2 separate regions of the Homo sapiens genome follow, and region 2 is linked to region 1. A link is an interaction called in ENCODE POLR2A ChIA-PET data of the cell type or tissue named here. Cell type or tissue: OCI-LY7. All regions are shown on one strand. Each heading gives the region's core, and the rest is flanking DNA. Links, peaks and the distances in the headings are about the cores only. Region 1 overlaps CARMIL1 (capping protein regulator and myosin 1 linker 1). Region 2 holds the start of LOC101928663 (a long non-coding RNA gene).

What was found. ChIA-PET counts read pairs that join two places held together with the same protein. Peaks named below come from ENCODE experiments on the same cell type or tissue, not always from the same donor. Only the 100,000 strongest peaks of a DNase experiment are listed, where the experiment ranks them.
Region 2: POLR2A ChIA-PET joins it to region 1 with 5 read pairs; 2 of 35 experiments call an interaction of 5 or more read pairs at or near these places.

Annotation. Positions count from the first base shown.
Region 1 is chr6:25,341,150-25,345,149 of GRCh38, forward strand. All of the region lies in intron 2 of CARMIL1 (capping protein regulator and myosin 1 linker 1), which reads left to right. All of the region lies in intron 2 of LOC124901281 (a long non-coding RNA gene), which reads right to left. Among named protein-coding and RNA genes, the nearest start is that of CARMIL1, 64 kb to the left of the region's middle. RefSeq lists an enhancer at 674-1,406. In OCI-LY7, for the core only: no CTCF peak of the experiment used is centred there; a DNase peak (open chromatin) is centred at 1,792.
Region 2 is chr6:25,254,282-25,264,117 of GRCh38, forward strand. It overlaps LOC101928663 (a long non-coding RNA gene), which reads right to left and starts at 7,126. Exons shown (of 3, transcript NR_110863.1): 1 at 6,843-7,126; 2 at 6,067-6,295. It also overlaps the pseudogene RPL21P68. In OCI-LY7, for the core only: no CTCF peak of the experiment used is centred there; no DNase peak of the experiment used is centred there.

The DNA of each region.
Region 1 (4,000 bases), core at 1-4,000:
AGAGGCGTAAACGGGAGGCTTTGGGCGTTTAGGTATTTGCTGTCATTTACATAGCTAGTTAAGTAACTGCGCTGGGATTTAAGTTGAGGTAGTCAGATTCCAGAGAGATCTGAGACTTGCAGAAGGTGCCAGAGACAATAAAAAAAAGTAGTTGAAAGAAGTGTTCAGAGTCATAAGGAAAGAATATATTTGCATCTGAGTGGAACTGATGGTGGCTGTGGGTAGTCATAGAGCATAGCCTTTTAACTCCTGTTGTCTATCTATCTTTTATATATAGAAAACTCAGAATGCCGGCTGAGCATGGTGGCTCATGCCTATAATCCCAGCACTTTGGGAGGCTGAGGCGGGTGGATCACCTGAGGTCAGGAGTTCAAGACCAGCCAGGCCAACATGGTGAAACACAGTCTCTACTAAAAATACAAAAATTAGCGTGGTGCACACGCCTGTAGTCCCAGCTACTTGGGAGGGTGAAGCAGGAGAATCACTTGAACCTGCAGGGCAGAGGTTGCAGTGAGCTGAGATTGTGCCGCTGCTCCAGCCTGGGCAATAGAGCGAGACTCTGTCTCAAAACAACAGCAACAACAACAGAAAACTCAGAATGTCAAAAATATGTTGGAGAAGTAATAAGACAGACATAGTTTTTCTAACTGAATTTAAGCCTCTTAGCCCGACAGAATTTCTCCACAGGGTTCTGAGAACATTTTGGATCCAGATTGTTCAACCAAGTCCATGATGATCTGTGAGGAAGCATGGAGAACAGAAATAACACTGGAAAGGCGGAGGAGGGGGCACAGGTGCACTTTGGTGCGGAAAAGTTTGGGAAGCATTGTTTGAAAGAAGTTGATATCTTTAAATATTCAGGGCTAGTTGCTAGCAACTTACTATGGCTAGTTGTTGAAAGCTGCAGTGAGTCTGTTCATTAGCTAGTGGGCAGCCCACATTTAGAAGAATGTAGGTGTGAGATGGGAGAGACTTTGGCATAAGAATGGTTCAGATGGAATGGGAACACCAGGGGGTGATTCGATCATTAAGCTTTCCTCTGAGAATGTGATTTGGTATCTTTGAAACTAGGCCAGAGATTTATTTGGATCTTTGGTTTTCCATTTGTGAAGAGGTCATTTAGTCTCATTTCCAGATGAAGAAATTTGGGTTCAGAGAGGATGGGAGTGACTTTCCCTAAGCCACTGAGCTGTTTGGTGACCAAGGCAGGCTGGATGCTCACCTGCTTTCTCGCTGCTCTCTTCTTACTGCAGCTCACCTGTGGACTTGTGGACTGGGCCATCAGGAGTCTCTAGGAGGCAGCATTGATTTTGGGATAGGCCTACCTGGGTTCAAATCCCAGCTCTGACACTTAATCTGTAACAGTGTTACATTATTCTGAGGATTAGTGAAAAGGGAACACTTAGCATATAGGAAGGGCTAAGTGTATGTTCTTGCCTCTTTCTAGTTAGGCTTGAAATCTTTCTTTATTTTATGTACTTATTATTACTAAGTTTTCTAGCACCTCCCAACTCATGACCAAAAAGTTTCATTTTCATCTTATTTTTCTCTTTGGATGATTTTTATAAGGGTATTTCTTATAGTTTCTCTATATTTAAATACTTTATACTGTCTAGGGTATTTAGGCAAAGGATTCAACTACAGGGCTTTTAGAAATCCTTTCCAGCTCTAAAATTATAGGATTTAATTGTTTTTGAAAAAGATGCCTTCTACCTTCCTCCTCCTCCAGCTGCACACGTAGTTTACTGGTTACTGTGGTAACTGCACTCTAATAATCCTGTCAGGAAATCTGATGCAACTATCTGTCTAATCTTATTTTCCAGACACAAAACAAGCACACGGCTTCCTTCTAAGAATCCTTCTAAAGCGCTCCAGCCTAAGCATTGTTTCTTCTTGTTCTGATGTTTTTTAAGATTGCACTTAGAGAAGAATGCACCTCATTGGGTGTTTCCTCAATGTGGAATGTTTTATAGTATCCAGTGACCAGTGCATCACTCTAAAGCGGTGTGTGTTTTCATGCACTCTCCTGGAGTTGATGAAATTTTGGGTAGTTTGAATTATAATTTTAAAAAATGCAGAATAGGGATTAGAGAGGATTTAAATTTATTTTGCACATAGAGGATTGAACGTAATTACTCAGAGAGTTAGCTAAAATCAGTATTTTTGCTTTTTTTTTTTTTTTTGGACAAGCCAGTTTTACAAAATGTCCCTCTGCTGATCCATGAACAAGGGATAAGTCTGTACCTTTTCATCCTCCCTCCCTTCTTCAGCCATTCACCTTCCTTAGTAGGGGTCAAGTGGGATCCCTGTGATGCTACTCCTGGCAAGGAACCTCTGTACTCCCAGCCTCTCCACCAATCTCTACTTGACCCTCAGAAGCAATCTCATCACACGTCTTATTCCCGTTTATGTCAGTCACCATAGGAAGCCTGGACTCCCGTGTCATCTCTCACTCCTGTGTCCTGATCCTCATTTGCCTCTTTACTTCAGCTTTTCCAATCCTGCTTCCCTCCCCTAGGGAACTCATGAAGCCCCTTCACTGTGCAGTTTGTGTGCTCACCATCAGTCATCAGCAAACCCCCCACTTCCTCACCTTGTCTGGGAGCATGACCTTCATCTCCTTGCTTTATTGGACACTTGGGTCTCTCCTGGCAGTACTGCCCCTCCTTCAGCTGTCTCAAGTGGCCACCCTTTTTCATCTTTCCCGTACACCATGGGTAGAGCTGGGGTAGCCTCGTCTATGCTATTTTCATAGTGCTGCTCCTCCTTCTCCTGAAACGCCACCTCCTCTGACTTTCAGGTCTCTGCATGGCCCACTTTGCCTCCTTGTCACTAGTCCTCTGCTCTTCCACGTGGTCATTCCCCTCTTTCTTTGAAAAATTTTGTTTCTGGTTCACTGTCCCTGTCTCCAACACTACTTCTGTGAGTTCTCCAGGATTTCAGTCCCCATGTTCACTCCATCCCACGGTCATATCTTGATCCTCTCATCACCGGTGACTTCAGTGCCTCCATCACTCACTTTGAAACATCCCACTCTTATCACCACTTCCTCTTCTCTCGCAAGCCTCATGTGGTACCTCCAACCTCAATAGTCCATTGATCCACCAGGTTTTTCAGTCCATTGAATCCATCACGTCTTCACGGACCCACACTCACCCCATGTCCTCACTTCTCCCCTTCCCCAGCTTGGAGTCCACGATCAACCACTGTAATCTCTACCATGGCATAGATCCTTATCACCCTTGACCCCTCAGGCTTGGTCATTCTTGCTTGACTAAATCACAGTTCTGGTTAAATCCTTCCCTCTCTTCACCTGTTCTGTGCTTGCACCCATGAGGCCAAATGTGCTTGGAGAATACCACAGCACCATATTGTTTGTCTCACTCTAAGCTGATCACAGATCTTAAGTGGGCCCTTGATGCTACCTGGCAGTCTCATTGTGTTTCCACTGTCTCTTCATTCCCACCACTCTCTCAGACAACTGTTGCATACTTTCTACTTGCTGTTCAAACATCCATGGTCTCCTTACACTTGGTTGTTTCCTTTTTCACCAGAAACCCCAGAAATAATCAGTAGAGACTGCCACCAGCACACCCACCACCTGCCTGCGTCTGTGCCCATGCTCCCACCTCCTTGGGCATGATGTTCTATCTCCATCTACACGTACCTTCTCAAGGACATTGCTGTATGAAATTTTCCCTCCCTTTCCTATGTCATCTATTTTCTTCTTTCTACCTGATTCCCACTGGCATATGAGTTATTATTTTTCTTATTAAATAAAAACATCCTCTCTTGACTCTGATTTCTCTTCCAGCTACTAGCCAGTTTCTTTTCTTGCTTTTACTGCAGAACGTTTGAATGAGTCATCTGTATGCATTAGGTCTAACATCTCCCCTCCCATTCTATCCTGAGCCCATCACAGTCAAGTTTGCACCTTAACTCACCGTACTTCACTGGCATTGTGCTTTTCGGGGCCACGGGTAGCATTTCCTTGCCGAAG
Region 2 (9,836 bases), core at 2,278-6,277, 85 kb before region 1:
AGCCAAGAGGCTGGGTGCAAAGTGGCTCACACCTGTAAATTCTAGCACTTTGGGAGACCAAGGCAGGAGGATCGCTTGAGCCCAGGAGTTCAACCTAGAGTGAGGGACCAATTACTTCCTATTGAAAAGGCAAACATGTATTATAAAAAGCTTTGATATTTGGCCAGGCACAGTGGTTCATGCCTGTAATCCTAGCACTTTGGTAGGCCAAGGTGGGTGGATCACCTGAGGTCAGGAGTTTGAGACCAGCCTGGCCAACATAACAAAACCCTATCTCTACTAAAAATACAAAAAAGTAGCCAGACATGGTGGCAGGCACCTGCAATCACAGCTACTCAGGAGGCTGAGGCATGAGAATCGCTTGAACCCAGGAGTCGGAGATTGCAGTGAGCCGAGATGGTGCCACTGCACTCCAGCCTGGGGGATAGAGCGAGACTCTGAAAAAAAAAAAAAAAAAAAAAGCTGTGATATTCAATGCCAACGAAGCTTCAGTAAGACCGGTGCTCTGAGGCACTGCTGACGGCAACAGAAAAAGATACTTTCCTGGAAAGAATTTAGGAAGCCACAAAAAAGTTCCTAGCCTCTGATCCAACTTCTGGGATTTCATCCTAAGAAATTTGTCCAAAGAGGAATAAAAGCCATGTGCATGAACATGTCCATTGCAGCACAATTTATACTGACAGGAAATGAGAAGCAACAATATGGCAATGTTTAAGGAAGTTACAGTGTATCTACTCGATGGAATTTTAATTTCAAGAACAATTATCGGCCCCTGTAATCCCAGCACTTTGGGAGGCCAAGGGGGGTGGATCATTTGAGGTCAGGAGTTCGAGACCACCCTGGCCAACATGATGGAACTCTGTCTCTACTAAAAGTACAAAAATTAGGTGGGCGTGGTTGTGCTCACCTGTGGTCCAAGCTACTCAGGAGGCTGAGGTAGGAGGATTGCTTGAACCCAGGAGGCAGAGGTTGCAATGAGCTGAGATCATGCCACTACGCTCCAGCCTGTGTGACAGAGCAAGACTCTGTTTCAAAAAGAAAAAGAACAATTATCAAATCAATTGCAATATAAAAACATGCTTGGAAAATGTCAAACTAACAAATGAAAATTGTTAAATACAAAGGTATGTGTTGTGTTATAGCAACAGCTATGTAATCAATGAATATAATTCAGAAAGATTAGCCAAGGATACACCAGAAGTGATGGCAGTTGCTTTGTTAGAAATATAGCAGTATAGGAGTATAGGTAATTTAAAAGTATTTCTATTTCCCAAATATACCCTACTATGATTATATTTAATAAGTTTAAAATACTACATAAGGCCTTCAGAGAAGGAAATTAAATATCTTTTCCTATTTATTTTTCCAGTGAGCAATAAACTTAACTTTCAGTGAAGTCTTCCTTAAACACAACTTGCATTTCTCCCGCTTTGGCTTAAGTATATTTTATCTTGCTCTGTTGTAAGGATAAACATTTCCATCCTCTCTATTTGTTATTTTGGCTAAGGACACCACATTTCCATGTTAGAATTTCTTCAGTTTTTTTCTATTGCCTTGAGATTGCATGCAGGTATGTTGAGAACTGAGGATTTTAATTATAAATATACATAGATTTAACCTAATAAAGGACTTTCTTTTTGGAGGCATGTTTGACAATTGGCTGGTTAATGTACAATTGGCTGGTTAATAATGCAATCTGATGGTGTACTTATAACTCTAAAATTCTATGGTAGTTTCTAGGCTGTTCTTGAAAGGCTTATCATTTTAAGTAAGAAATCACACAAATAGGCCAGGTGCAGTGGCTCACACCTGTAATCTCAGCACTTCGGGAGGCCAAGATGGAAAGATCACTTGAGGCCAGAAGTTCAAGACCAGCCTGGGCAACATAGTGAGATCTCATCGCTACAAAAATTAAGCAAAGTTAGCTGGGTGTGGAGGGACACACCCGTGGTCCCAGCTACTCAGGAGGCTGAGGTGGGAGGATCATTTGAGCCCTGGAGTTCAAGGCTGAAGTGAGCTCAGATTGCACCACTGCACTCTAGCCTGGGCATCAGAGTGAGATCCTGTTTCAAAAAAAAGAAGAAAGAAAGAAAGAAGAAGAAAAAAGAAGAAATCATGACCGGGCACAGTGGCTGACGCCTGTAATCCCAGCACTTTGGGAGGCTGAGGCGGGCAGATCACCTGAGGTCAGGAGTTTGAGACTAGCCTGGCCAACATGGTGAAACCCTGTCTCTACTAAAAATACAAAAATTAGCCAGGCGTGGTGGTGTGCACCTGTAGTCCCAGCTACTTGGGAGGCTGAGGCAGGAGAATCACTTGAACCCAGGAAGTGAAGGTTGCAGTGGGCCGAGATCATACCACTGCAGCCCAGCCCAGGCAGCAGAGCAAAACTCCGTCTAAAAAAAAAAAAATCACACAGATATATCATTTAAGATTAAGGCAGGGATGTGGGCTTTCTTGTACGTGAGAGCTCTTCTCACCCTCAAACTAAGTAAATTGGTATTATTCAGCTTTCCTCATGTGATTAAAAAAAAATCAAACTTTATGGTTGTACACTGAAACTTCTCCAGGTTCCCTCTTTTCTTTTGAGTTGTGGAAACTTGAACTGTATTTATGCAAAAATAAAATATCCAAGATCGTATTCTTTTGGGGCCAATTCTGATGGTGGTATTTGCTATTGCTGTCTTTGGATATCTCTTTAGTTCTGCAGAAAACTTACCTACTAATAATGGTTAATAATGTGTGCCTCAGCAGCAACAGATGCAATAAGATTATAGTTAAGAACCTGGGTTCAAGTACTAGCTCTTTCATTTACTAGTTGTGTTCCCATTGTTGAACAAATAAATAAAACAATAAACTTATATTTCCTATTACTTGTTAATAAAAGTGAATCAGAAAGCCTAATGAGAATAAATGTTTTAAAAGATGATGAGGGAGCTTTAAAAAAATAAATTTTGCTGCACTCTAAGATGTAAAATATATGTAATTATATGTGCATGTTAGTGTGCGGATATCCAGGACATTGACACTAAGGTGATGGTTATGCAATTGATTGACACTGAAATATGTTGGTTCAGTGCCACTAAGGAGCCAGCCTCAGATCTTAAACATCTCAACAATTACTATGAGTCCATGGGGGCCATACAAGTTGTAGGCTCCTTATCACATTTGTCTTAAATAGTATTTTTTAAATTACAAGAACCCTTAGCCCAGATAATCCATGTTGTCATACAGTGAATAGATATCAGATGTGTTGACATGTTGGTTCTCTCAGCCCACAGGGCAGCCAGGCAGGGCCTGGGGATGTGCTCGATCCCCTGGGAAGACCTCCTTCAGTTGAGAGCTACCTTATCTGTTTATGCTGATGTGCTGAACAAATATAATCATTTTCTATGTGTGCATGTGATAGACTCTGGTCTCACTGCAGATCACGTCTACATTCAAGTAATATACTTCGATTTGTCTTGACTTTTCACACTAGTTCTCATTCTAGCTCTTCCTATTTTGTTTAAATTATTTATGCTTTTCTCACAGCCAGTGCTGCTTTTTCAAATGTGGGATGTCCAAGGACTGGAGCATCTGTTAGTGAGCAGCAAGGTTCCTGGCAATGTCTGTATGTGCTTGGAGGCATCATTAAAATGTCCCCGGAACTGTGACTTAGAGCTGGATAAGACAAGAGGGATATGTGGAATCTAACCAGGTCTCAGTTAGGAGACATGAAAAGAATTTCAGAAAAAAAAAATTAATCTTAAATTATTTTAATATAATCAAATAATAAAACAATCTAGAATGAGTTGCCGAATTAATCCAGCCTTGACACTTACGTAACATGTTACTTGGTTACATGGAGGGCGTGGGCTTGGAAACTTCCACATGCCCGTCATGGCTGAGAGGGAAATTGTCTTAGATGCCTCAGCTTAAGCTCCTTACCAAAATCTCTGGTATGATAGTGGGAAGACTGAATTGTTTTTTTCTTGAAAGTGAATTAGTCCTAAAAAGAGCTAGAATTTAGTACAGGAATGCTTTTTTAAAAGCAAAAAATTAGTTCTAATATTTCAGGTTTATGTTTGTGGATAAACTGTGACTAATGTGGTAGCTTTAAGTAATGTAATGTTTAAGAAATTCTGAATATATTAATTATTCAATAGATTAGCCAAATGGCCCTGAATTTAAAATTTGAAACATCACCATTGATCCAGACTTCTCTTAGGTTGAAAGCCTTAAGACAATTTTATGTAATTTATAAGGGTTCAGCATAAATACAAGATTATTAGGTTTATTATGCTTATTTAAATAACCAGGAAGGTTTCTTTGTAAGTCAGAAAACTAAAGAACTTAAAAAATTTGAAAATAATAAATGTATAAGTTACTTAAAATATTTAACAAAGTTTGCAAATCGGACTAAGCAATAATCAAAGGTCACCTTAAAAATGAATTTTATAATATTACCTTATTTATAAATTGAATTTTTAAATATATAAAATAAACTTAAATGTAAGGGGAAACTGGGCTTTTGCATTTGTTACTTAAATCAATCAAATGTTAATTTTAAAAACCAAAGTGAGCCCTGAATAATTTGGAAGAGGGTTTAGAGATGCCAAAAATTCCTGTTGATCAAAAGATATCACATCGAAAGGGTGATTAAAACATTTATTCCGAAAGGAAAATGTGTGGTATCCATTTTGTTAAAAATGATAAATTATAATGTTTTATACAAAATAAATGAATCTTATCATTGCCTCCTTATGACGAAATTAGTGTTTTTGTCATTAAAAATGAATTTGTTAGGTTTGCAGTCTCATTGATCTCTCAGGATTTAGAAATAATTATTTTTTGCTGAATTAAAGATAGCTCTATTTTTTAATTGTTATTAGCTTCAAAAAGAGTAGCAAATTCACAGGAGGGAAAGTTTAAGCTCATTTCGGATAAAAATTGGGATCTTAAGTTTAAGCATGAAGGACATCCACTCTCCCTTGCTTATTTCAGTCTCTCTCTCAGACACATTTAGAAGCAGAAGAGTTATGTATAGTTAAGTTCAGCCTCCCCTGTTTTCAGTGAGAAAACCAAGGCTAAGAAATGTTACATAATTTAAGTAAAAATATGTGGTGAGAGGTACAATATGGTGTGGTTGATAGTTGACAGGATTTGGTGTCATAAACCCTGTTGGGTTTTTTGTTTGTTTAAGATTTTTGTTGTTGTTGTTGTTGTTGTTGTTGTTGTTGTTGTTGCTGGGCGCAGTGGCTCACACCTGTAATCCTAGAACTTCGGGAGGCCAAGGTGGGCAGATCACCTGATGTCAGGAGTTCAAGACCAGCCTGACCAACATGGTGAAACCCCGTCTCTACTAAAAATACATACATTAGCTGGGCATGGTGGCGTGCAACTGTAGTCCCAGCTACTTGGGAGGCTGAGCCACGAGAATCGCTTGAACCCAGGAGAATTCCTTGAACCCAGGAGGCGGAGGTTGTGGTGAGCCGAGATTGTGCCACTGCACTCCAGCCTGGGCAACAGAATGAGACTCTGGCTCAAAAATTACCATATGTTTGTTTCCTAATAATAAACATTTATTGAATTCTTTAAATATTTCAATATGCTTTATATGTATTTATTTCCCTTAAACACCAGAGCAACCTAGTGAACTAAGTGATATCCCCATTTTATAGATGGGAAAACTGAGACTCAAAGCGATTAAGATAATGAGAGGATCACGTGAGCCCAGGAGTTTGAGGCTGCAGGGAGTTGTGACAGTGCCACTGTACTCCAGCCTAGGTGAGAGTGAGACCCTTCTAAAAAAAATTTTTTTTTTTAATATTCAGAAGATCTGATTTTAAAACTTGCCTTCATTACGTGTTTGTTGCCTTGTGACTCTGGGATGTCTTCCTACCAAGACCTTACCCTAGGTTAGCTCAGCAGGTTTTTGTGACGAGCAAACATAAACAAGTATAGGAAAACACTGTCTAAAAGTAATATATTATTCATTCACAATGGGGTGAAGCCTAGAACCCATTTATTCTGACTCAATTTAATGTTATTTTGCTGACTAATTCTTAATCAAGTGTTCTTTACCTTCAAATAATTTTATTTTCCATCTGTGCCCGCTTTTGCCTATAGTGATGAATATTTATTGAGTATGCATCTTGTTCTTGGCACCACGTAAGTATCACACACGTCAAGGTATATGAAAACTTGGCTTATGTTATCAAGAGACTTCATGGGATGATGAGAAATGCAGAAAAAAACTGAAATCCTGATCTTCTCTTTTTTCCATCACTTCTCTGCACCTCATATTTTCCATCTATAAAATAAGTGATAATACCACCACATGAAAAATCATAGAAAGAATTTAGCAACGTAACTAGTAAAAGTGAATACATACAAACCATATGTGATAGAATGGATGAATCCTACTAAGAACAGTTACCAGGTAACTGAAGCTAAACAACTCTCAGAGGACTGAGGGATGTTACATTTCTGACCAAGTAGAGTAGAAACACCTTGCTAAATACTTATGTATTCACTAAAGGCCCCAGAAAAGCTGCACCTTTGGAGCAAAGCTAAAATAGGGTACTCCACACCGACCCTAACAAAGATTAACAACAACCTTTAAGCCGGTCATGGTGATGCATGTCTGTAGTCCCAGCTACTCAGGAGGCTGAAGCAGGAGGACTACTTGAGCCCAAGAGTTGAGCCCAGCCTTGGCAATATAGCAGATCCAGTTTTTTATAAAACAAACAAACAAACAAATCATTTGAAAGAATCAGTAAGCCTGCTAGAAAAAAACTCAAAATAATATTGTTATGTTTAAAGGAAGATTACAAAGTCTAGACACTAAATGATACAACCTTCACCATGTCCATCATCTAATCCAAGATTCTAACGCAGAGAAGCAAGAAAATGTGACCCAAAAACAAAACCAGCCTTTTGGCCAGAACCGTCATCTTCCAGTAATTTGCCAAAATGATGAATACAAAGGCAAAAAGGAAAGGCACTGGATATATGTTCTCTAGGCCTTTACAAAAACATGGAGTTGTTCCTTTGGCCACATATATGCTAATCTATAAGAAAGGTGATATTGCAGACATCAAGGGAAGGGGTACTGTTCAAAAAGGAATGCCCCACAGGTGTTACCATGGCAAAACTGGAAGAGTCTACAATTTTACCCAGCATGCTTTTGGCATTGTTTTAAACAAACAAGTTAAGGGCAAGATTCTTGCCAAGAGAATTAATGTGCATATTGAGCACATTAAACACTCTAAGAGCCGAGGTAGCTTCCTGAAATGCGTGAAGGAAAATGATCAGAAAAAGAAGGAAGCCAAAGAGAAAAGTACCTGGGTTCAACTGAAGCACCAGCCTGCTCCACCCAGAGAAGCACACTGTGTGAGAACCAACGGGAAAGAGCTTGAGCTGCTGGAATCTATTCCCTATGAATTCATGCATAATAGGTGTTAAAGAAATAAAATAAAAGACCTCTGGACTATTTAAAAAAAAAAAAAAAAAAAGGCCAGGCGCGGTGGCTCGCGCCTGTAATCCCAGCACTTTGGGAGGCCAGGGCGGGCAGATCACAATGTCAGGAGATCAAGACCATCCTGGCTAACACAGTGAAACCCCATCTCTACTAAAAATACAAAAAATTAGCCAGGCGTGGTGGCAGGTGCCTGTAGTCTCAGCTACTTGGGAGGCTGAGGCAGGAGAATGGCGTGAACCCGGGAGGCGGAGCTTGCAGTGAGCCAAGATAGCGCCACTGCACTCCAGCTTGGGTGACAGAGCGAGACACCGTCTCAAAACAAACAAACAAACAACAACAAAAAAAATTAAACCATGTAACCAATAGAGATGTGTGTGTGTGTGTGTGTGTGTGTGTGTGTGTGTGTGGTGTTGTGTGTGGTTAGGCAAGCAAAAACAACAAAAAGCAAGCAAACAATAAATCTAACATTTAGGATCAAAATATTATTTGAGGGAGATGCAATGGGATGAGACAAGAAAGGCACATGTAGATAAATATAGGTTACTTATTCTGATTGTTGGGTTGGATGTTTATTATATTATTGAATGGTATTGTGAATGGATCAAGGATGATGGCATATAAACACCCAAAGTTTATGGTTAACACAATTCTGTGCATCTGAAGTGCAGGAGAACAAGGTGGGAAGTAAAAAAGAAGAGTAGAAAAGAACACAGCATTATGAAGTCTGTGGCAGAAAACAATATAACTTTCTAGAGCATAAAAAAAAGGCCAATGTGAGCACGGCTGGAACTGGAGGACGTTATGTTAAGTGAAATAAGCCAGGAACAGAAAGTTAAACACCACATGTTCTCACACATATGTGGAAGCTAAAAAAAAAAAAAATGTTGAGCTCATAGAAGTAAAAAGTAGGACAGAGGATACCAGAGGCTGGGGAGGGTCATGGGAAGGGTGGGTCGGGGGCAGGATAGGGAGAGATTTGTTAAAGGACAAAATTACAGGTAGATAGGAGGAATAAGTTCTATTGTTCTATACCACTGTAGGTAATACATAGTTTCGAATAGCTAGAGGAGGAGGAGGATACAGAATGTTCCCAACCCAAGAAATGACCATTGTTTCAGATGATGGATATGCTAATTACCCTGATCTAATCACCATACATTATGTTTCAAAACAATACTATATACCCCCATGAATATGTACAATTATTATTTGTCAGTTTAAAGGTTTTTAAAAGATTAAAATTAAAAAAAAAAAGAAAAAAACCCGGCCGGGCGCCGTGGCTCACGCCTGTAATCCCAACACTTTGGGAGGCCGAGGCGGGCGGATCATGAGGTCCCGAGATCCAGACCATCCTGGCTACTTTCGTGTCTACTAAAAATACAAACAGGGCCTGTAGTCCCAGCTACTTGGGAGGCTGAGGCAGGAGAATGGCATGAACGCAGGAGGTGGAGCTTGCAGTGAGCTGAGATCGGGCCACTGCACTCCAGCCTGGGCGAGAAAAAAAAAAAAAAAAGAAAGGAAAGAAGAAAGAAAGAAAGAAAGAGAGAGAGAGAGAGAGAGAGAGAGAGAGAGAGAAAGAAAGAAAGAAAGAAAGAAAGAAAGAAAGAAAGAAAGAAAGAAAGAAAGAAAGAAAGAAAAAAGGCCGCCCGGTGCGGTGGCTCATGCCTGTAATCCGAGCACTTTGGAAGACCGAGGCGGGCGGATCACGAGGTCAGGAATTCAAGACCAGCCTGATCAACACAGTGAAACCCCATCTCTACTAAAAACACACAAAAAATTAGCCAGGTGTGGTGGCTGGTGCCTGTGGTCCCAGCTACTTGAGAGGCTGAGGCAGGAGAATTGCTTGAACCCAAGAGGCGGAGATTGCAGTGAACCAAGATAGTGCCACCCCACTCCAGCCTGAGCAACACAGTGAGACTCTGTCTCAGAAAAAAAAGAAAAAAAAACATTTTCTGTGTGCCTGACACATAGAAAATCAGCAAGATGTATCTCTCAGGGCAGACTCTCACTGACTCATCCCATAGAGGCTGTCATTCAAGCATTTATTAAATCATGATGTGAAATGCAACAGTCATAAATTCTGGAATGTTTAACCCATTTAGCACGGGGGAGGGTAGAAAAGTCACATAGTAGCACTCAATAAATGTTAGTTCACATCCCCTTTATAACTGTAAAGTTCTGCAAAGGCAATACTAGTGTTTATTTTCGTATGGAGAAATAAAATAGAACAAGCATGATATCATGAAAACAACACTTAAAATGAGAGTTCTAGCTTTGCCAATAACTAGCTGTATGATATTAGGAAAATTATTCTCACTGGACTCCATCTGTAGTAACTGGAGTTTGGTATATTGGAAATTTCCAAGTGAGT